2 separate regions of the Homo sapiens genome follow, and region 2 is linked to region 1. A link is an interaction called in ENCODE POLR2A ChIA-PET data of the cell type or tissue named here. Cell type or tissue: PC-9. All regions are shown on one strand.

Region 1 (4,000 bases):
AGTATATCAAAGAGATATTTGCATTCCCATGTTTATTGCAGCACTGTTCACAATAGCCAAGATATGGAATCAACCTACAAGTTCATCAATGAATGAATAGGCAAAGAAAATGTGGCAGATATATATAATGGAATATTATTCAGCCATAAAAAATGAAATCCTGTCATTTGCAGCAATGTCAATGGAATTGGAGGACACTGTTAAGTGAAATAAGCCAGGTGCAGTGAGACAAATATCACATTATCGCTTATATTGTGGGAGCAAAACCCTTGATCTTATGGAGGTAGAGAGTAGAATGATGGTTATCAGGGGCTGGGAATGGTAGTGGGGAGGGGAGATAAGGAGAGATTAGTTAGTGGGTACAAAAATATAGTTAGATGGAAGGAGTAAGACCTGGTGTTTGGTGTCACAATAGGATGACTATAGTTAACAATAATTTATTGTATATTTCAAAATAACGAGAAGAGTGGCATTGGAATGCTCTTAAGACAAGCAAATGATAAATGCTTGAGGTGCTGGATACCTCAGCCATACACTGTATGGTTGTATCAAATTATCCCATGTACCTCAGAAATCTGTACAACTATTTTGTATTCATGAAAATAAAAATTAAGTTACTTCAAAAAAAAAAAGGTCGGCAGGATGCTAGTGGCCTCCCCCAGGGGGAATCCTGGGATGGTGTTTTCCCTTATTAAGATTCCACAGGGACAGGCACACCCCGAGTGAAAGCCACATCTAAGCCTTACTCAGGGTCCAGGTGTCAGTCAGACGAAACAGCAAGGTGTTTGTGTAGTGTTCATTCATTCAGTAAATATTTATCAACTGCCTACCGTGTGCCTAGAAACTGTTCTAGTCCTTTGGGATACATAGTGAACAAAATGGAAAAACAAAACACCTTTCTCTCATGGAGTTTACATTCTTGTGAGTGAGACAGGCAATAAATAGTAATCATTATAAATAAGTAAATTACCAAGTATGTTAGAAGGTGATAACCTTCTATATAGAGTTATGAGTTCATATAGAAGGCAAGGAATTGAGAGTACTAGCTTGGGGATCTAGGGCTTCCTCATTCTGGGGTCTGATTCCTGGAGGTGACTAGGCAGGGCTCAGCGGGCAGGTGATATTTGACCAAAGTCCTGAGGAGGTGGCAATAGCCAGCGCCAAGGTCCTAAGGTCGGGGGAGGTGCCTGGTGTGTCTGGGGAACAGCCAGGTGGCCAGCGTGGCTGGAGCAGTTAGAAGGAGGAGAGAAGTAGGAGGTGAGGTCAGAGGGAAAGTGCCTGGTAGTGCCTTTAGACCATTGTGGAGACTTTGGCTTTTACTTTGAGTGAAATGAGGAGAGCAATAGTAATGGAGGGATTGAGAAAGAGTCTGGTTCTGGATATATTTTGAAGCCAGCAGATGTCCCAATAGATGATAGCCTGGGTATTAGAGGAGGGGTACCAAGGTCAAAGACTACTCCATGGTGTTTGGCTGGAGCACCTGGGAGGATGGGGATGCTGTTCCCTGCATCTGAGACAGAATACTGAGACAGAAAGGTTCCTGTGGAAACGTTTGGGGGAAGACCCAGCCCTTCACATTAGACCTAGGAAGTTAGGGGAGGCTGTTGGACAGGAAGATGGAGAGGATGCATCGGGACTTGGAAATGTGGGTAGGGGTGCAGAAGAGAGGTCTGGGCAGGGTTCCTCAGAGGCAGGCGCTATTGAAAGCCAAGAGACTGAATGAAGTCACCAAGGGAGGAAGAGAAAGAAGGGGGTGGAGGACTGCACACTGGCCCTTCAGTGTGAAGATGCTGGGAAGGGGCAGCCGTGGAGACTGGGAAGCAGCAGCCACTGCTAGAGGAGGAGAGAGCAGGGTGTGAGCAAGTGGAGAACAGGTGTAGACAGGCAGAGGAGAAACAGCTTGGTCTGTCTGCTGCCCACAGTCACAAGCACAGGCACACCCCAGGGGAAAGTTGCCTCTGTGCCTTACTCAGGCCAGATAAAACAGTTTTAAGGAAGAGAAACAGCTTCTTTTTTCCTGCCATGAGGAGAGGGGGGGGGAAAAAAAAAAAAAAGACTGCCTCAGCAATTTGCATAATTGGGCCTTGTGAGAAAGATCCCTGTGAGTCCAGTACTGAAGGGAGTTGATTTTAGCCATAGCAATTAGTCATTCTCCCACTTCATGAGCTGTCTGTGTGTGGTTTCTAAACAGGCAGCATTTGTTTAACAAAATAATCAGCATCTCCATTTCCTCCGAATCATCCTTGAATCTAAAGATCATTTGAAAAAATGCTAGGCCATGCTATGGTGGCACTCCTAGGGGTGTCTTATTTCCATTTTCCTAATTTCAGAGGGAAAAAAGTAGATAGAGCCTTGATGCACAAATTTGAAAATAAAACCAACATTCACCTGTATGCACTGGCCCCTTCCTGTGCACCCTCCAGCCCTGTGGTCCTTAGAGCTGCTTCCTACAATATTCATGACTTAGAACAGCCCATTCTTAAAGCTGGTCCAACATTCTTCCATCGGCCTGTCCACACTCTCTGGTTTGCGCTGGATCCCCAAGGAAATGGGTTTGGCTGCCTCAGGCTGTGGTCTAGGGACAAAGGAAAACCAAAGTCTGAGTTCTGGGTAGATGTTGTCAAGAGACAGGAAACCACTCATGGCTTAATTCCAGGAGCCTGCAAGGTCAGGCAGTGGGTGAGTGCCTGTGAGCAGAGCCTGGAGAGATCTCTGAGGTAGCAGTGCCCTGGGAGTCTGAGCCTTGGAGGTGCTGAGTCTTTGGATGAGAGGGAACTGACAGAAGCTCCGGTCCATTCAGTCATTCAATATTCATCTACCCAATGACTCCCATGGCTCACGTCCTTTGCTTCTTCATGAATTAATAATGTTTATTTTATGATGTCGTAGAAACCAGACATAGCCTAAGCCTGAGAAGTCTGGGAATGGTAGATGGTATAGTGTTGGGGAAACCGCACTTGCTGTTGAGTCAGGCTGGCTTGGGTTCAAATCCTGGCCTGGCCAGTTTTACCTTAAAGGGTAGCTTAGCCTCCCTGGGTCCCTGTAGTTCCCTCCAAAGGGGCCATTATGATGCGTTCCTTGAGCAGCTGTTGTGAAGATCACGATGATACATGGAAAACACCTTATACAGTGCTGCTCACGTAGTAAGGACTCCATATATTGTAATGGTTATCATTTTTTGTTTGTCGTAGCAAGGTGTGGGTGAACTAAGGAGCCTAAATGAGACTTCCCATGCAGAGGCTGAGAAAATGAAAGGTTACTGCTCTAGAAGAGAGGTGGGGAGGGTGCCACAGGCAGGCTACTGTTCGCCCTATTTTGCCTTGGGCAGACATTGATGCCCTGTCCCCACAGTCCTTTCACTCCCGCTGGGAGATGGCTTCCAAGGTGTGGCTCCAGGCCAAGGCCAATTACTGGGGTTTGCCTGTGGGCTGTAACTTCTTTACCACAGTCACCCTGAGCAGAAAGCCAAGCGAGTAATTTCGGAGCGCTTGTGTGCTGACACCCTTTTTGATGAGGTGAAAGGATCTGACTCAAAGCTAGCCCTCGACAGTGAAAATTAAGAAGTGTTTCTAAGCCTGAGAGGCAGCTTTGAGCTGTGTCCTCAGTCAGGAACGCATGTTGAAAAGAAGTTTGAAAGGCTCTGAACTCTTCTAGATGGTCCTGAATAGACACTCCCCACAGTCCACGTCCCGGGAAGGGGTAGACACAGCTATGAGCAGCCTAGCTTGCCGAAGCAGCAGGGCTTCTGTGCCTGTGCACCTCTGTCATGCCTGGAATGTCCCTGGAAGAGGGGACTTGCCCTGCTCAGCTCCCTCCAGGGAAGTTACCTGCTTCTCTGTCTCCTGCCATCACCCGAAGCCCAGCTCTGCCCTGGCTTAGGAGACAGGAAGGGAGCCCAGTCCTCAGTTTCCTTCTCCAACTGCAGTTCAGCCTGTCAGAGCTGGCAGTGAGAACCTGGGAAGTGTATTTTCTGCCTCTTCCCAAGGGGAAGCCCGTGGTT
Region 2 (4,000 bases), 130 kb before region 1:
TTGTGGAACAGATCTTTAGAACTTTTTTATCTTGCAAAACTGAAAGTCTATACCCATTGAACGATAACCTCCTAGGCCCCCTCCCTTTAGCCTGGTAACCACAATTCTACTTTCTGTTTCCATGAATTTGACTATTTTAGATACCTCATGTTAGTGGATCCAGAGAGTATTTGCTTTTGGTGACTGACTTATTTCACTTAGCATAAAGTCCTCAAGGTTAATCCATTTTGCAGCATGTGACAGATTTTCTTCCATGTGAAGATTGAATAATATTCCATTGTATGTACATACCATATTTTGATTATCTCTTTATTCACTGATGGACATTTAGGTTGCTTCCACCTCTTGGCTATTGTGAATACTCTTGCTGTGAATATGGATATGCAAATATCAATTTGAGATTCTGCTTTCAATTATTTTGAATCTATACTCTGAACTGGGATTGCTGGATCATATGTTACTACTATTTTTAATTTTGTGAGAAACCACCACACTGTTTTCCTTAGCAGTCGCACCATTTATAATCCCAGCAACAGTATACAAGGGTTCTAATTTCTCCACATTTTTGGCAACACTTATTTATTTTTTTATAGTAGCCATTCTAATCGGTGTGAAGTGATATCACGTTGTGGTTTTGATCTCCATTCCTCTGCTGATTAGTGATGTTGAGCACCATGACTGTTGGCCATTTGTATGTCATCTTTGGTAAATGTCTGTTTGAGTTCTTTGGTCACTTAAAAAATTGAGTTATTTGATTTTTTTGATGCTGAGTTACAAGAGTTCTTTATACATTCCAGATATTAATCCCTTATCAGATATATGATTTGCAAATATTTTCTTTCATTTTGTAGTCTACCTGTCCATGATGTTGATCGTGTCCATTGATGCACAAAGTTGTAAAGTTTGTTGTAGTCCCATTTGCCTATTTTTCCTTTTGTTGCCTGTGCTTTTGGTGTTACATTCAATAAATCACGGCCAAATCCAGTGTTATGAAGCTTTTTTCCAAATTTTCTCTTCTTATTGTTTCTTTTCTTTCTTTTAATTATGTGGTGTTTTTTTTAAATTTGTTTTTCATATCCTTTCTTCTAGGAGTTTTATTGTTTTGGGTCTTATTTTTAATCTTTAATCCATTTTGAGTTAATTTTTGTAGATAGTGTAAGATACTGATCCAACTTCATTCTTTTGCAGGCAGGTATCTTGTTTCCACAGCACCATTTGTTGAAGAGACTATCCTTTTCCGTTGATTGGTCTTGGTTCCCTTGTCAAAGATCATTTGACCATATATGTGAAAGTTTATTTCTGGGGTCTCTATTCTATTCCATTGCTCTGTATATCTGTCTTTATGTCAGCACCATGACATTTTGATTATTGTTGATTTGTAATATGTTTTAAAATCAGGAGTTGTGAGTCCTGCAAATTTGTCTTTTTTTTTTTTCAAAATTGTTTTTGCTATTTGGGGGTCTCTTGAGGTTTTATATGATTTTTAGGATGTGTTTTTCTAATTCGGCCACAAATTCAGTAGGAATTTTGATAGGATGCATTGACTCTGTGCATCACTTTGGGTAGTACAGACATATACTACTAGAAGATTAGTTTGATTGGAATGAGGTTACAGACCAGGTGCAGTGGCTCATGGCTGTAATCCCAGCACTTTGGAGGCTGAGGCCAGTGGATCGGATCACTTGAAGTCAGGAGTTTGAGATCAGCCTGGCAAACATGGTGAAGCCCCGTCTACTAAAAATATAAGAATTAGCCAGCTGTGGTGGCACACATCTGTAATCCCAGCTGCTCAGGAGGCTGAGGCAGGAGACTCGTCTGAATCTGGGAGGCAGAAGTTGCAGTGAGCTGAGATCACGCCACTGCACTCCAGCGTGGGCAACAGAGTGAGACCCTGTCTCAAAAAAAAGAGTATAAAGCAAGCAAGTAGAAGAGGGGAGACCATTGGAAATTGATAAATTGATGGGACTGACTAGCGGAACACTGCACTGAAAGGCCATTTGCTGGTGTGGAAGAGTTAATATAATAGGTATAAAGATTCTCAAGATAAGCTTAAAAAATGGCAATTATTAAATTCAGGGAAAAGAAACAAGAATAAACACTTTCATAGCACACTGCAATGCTTGCTGTGATTAATATTTGCATGGGAATATAATGCAAATACTGAATAGTTAATCAAAAAATATAATGTATTATAAAGTCATAAAGAGAAAGTACAGTCCTAGGAGAGCTAGACCATCATTTACCCATTGTAGGAAGTCAATAATGAATCAAAAAACAGCAGAATTCTGTTTAGAGCTGTGTTATCCAATATGATTGTCACTAGCTTCAATAGCCATATGTGACTACTGAGCACTAGAAATGTGGCTGGTCCAAATTGAGATATGTTGTTCGTGTGTACTACTCACTGAATTTTGAAGATTTAGTAAAGAAGAAAAAAAAAGAACATAAAATATCTCATTAAGAATTTTTACCTGGGCACAGTGGCTCATGCCTGTAATCCCAGCACTTTGGCAGGCTGAGGCAGAAGGATTGCTTAAGCCCAAGATTTCGAGACCATCCTGGGCAACAAAGTGAGATCCTGTACCTACAAAAAATAAAAAAAAAATAGCAGGACCTGGTGGCATGTGCCTATAGTCTCAGCTGCATGGGAGGCTGAGGCTGGAGGATTGCTTGAGCCCAGGATTGCAGTGAGACATGTTCATGCCACTGCACTCCAGCCTGGGCAGCAAAATGAAACCTTGTCTCAAAAAAAAAAAAAAAAAAAAAAAAGAATATTTATATTGATTACATGTTGCAATGATATATTTTGAATGTATTAGATTGAATAAAAGATTTTATTAAAGTTCATTTTACCTATTTCTTTTTTCTTTTTTTTTTTTCAGACAGAGACTCACTCTGTCACCCAGGCTGGAGTACAGTGCCACAATCTTGGCTCACTGTAATCTCTGCCTCCTGGGTTCAAACTATTCTTGTGCCTCAGCCACCTGAGTAGCTGGGATTATAGGCGTGCACCACCACGCTTGGCTAATTTTTGTATTTTCTGTAGAGATGGGGTTTCGCCATGATGGCCAGGCTGGTCTCAAATTCCTGGCCTCGACTGATCTGCTAGGCTCTGCCTCCCAAAGTTCTGGGATTACAGACGTGAGCCACCATTCCTGGACCTATTTCTTTTAATTATTTTAAATGTGGCTACCAGAAAATTTAAAATTACATATGTGGCTTGTATTATACTTCTATATTTTGTATTTGCCAAAAAATTCATTTAAATAAATAAAATCACATGTGTCCCAGAAACAACAGTACTGGTTTAGAAATAAGGTGATGAGTAAATGCCAGAAGATATCACAGCTAAGATAGTGAGACAAGAGTGTTTCTGGGGAAGGAACCAGGGAACTGGGGAGGAGAACAGGGAATTATGATATTTCATTTTAAGAATCTTAATGTCATTTGACTTTTAAAATAAGTTCCCGTATATGACTATGAAATACAATGTAATTAAAATATATTTATGACTGGTTTCCTGATCTTTTTAAGGAACTACATAATACTTTACGATGTGAAGTTACCATGATTGCTATAATCAGTCTCTCTTTTTGATGGATACTTAAATTGTTTCCAGATTTTTTTGCTATTTCAAATATTGCTTTAATGAATATCTCTGAATATGGATCTATGCCATATTAAATCTGCAAGATAAATATCCAGAAGTGAGATTTCTGGGACAAAGGGTATGTGCATTTACAGTTTTGATAGGTCTATCAAATTTCTCTTATGAGAAATTGCACTGGTTTATACTCCCACAAACAATAGATGCTTCTCCACGCTTTGATCAACATTGAATATTATTCATTTTTTAGTCCTCACTCTTTTACTGTTATTCGTGGATATTGAGCATCACGTGTATAGTGTCCCCTTTATGTTGATGTCCTTTGTTTTTCTTTGGCCTGCTGTCTTTCTAAATGATTTGTAAGAGTGGATAGATAATTTCTTAGTGAATCCT

What was found. Peaks named below come from ENCODE experiments on the same cell type or tissue, not always from the same donor. Only the 100,000 strongest peaks of a DNase experiment are listed, where the experiment ranks them.
Region 2: POLR2A ChIA-PET joins it to region 1 with 25 read pairs; 5 of 35 experiments call an interaction of 5 or more read pairs at or near these places.

What each region holds. Positions count from the first base shown.
Region 1 is chr7:22,563,541-22,567,540 of GRCh38, reverse strand. It overlaps STEAP1B-AS1 (STEAP1B antisense RNA 1), which reads right to left. Exons shown (of 4, transcript NR_038393.1): 2 at 2,389-2,575. Among named protein-coding and RNA genes, the nearest start is that of STEAP1B-AS1, 2.2 kb to the right of the region's middle. RefSeq lists an enhancer at 3,678-4,000. In PC-9, no CTCF peak of the experiment used is centred here; DNase peaks (open chromatin) are centred at 790, 2,150, 2,760, 3,420 and 2 weaker places; H3K4me3 peaks cover 1,950 bases; H3K27ac peaks cover 3,132 bases.
Region 2 is chr7:22,690,895-22,694,894 of GRCh38, reverse strand. No RefSeq gene overlaps it. Among named protein-coding and RNA genes, the nearest start is that of IL6, 34 kb to the left of the region's middle. In PC-9, no CTCF peak of the experiment used is centred here; no DNase peak of the experiment used is centred here.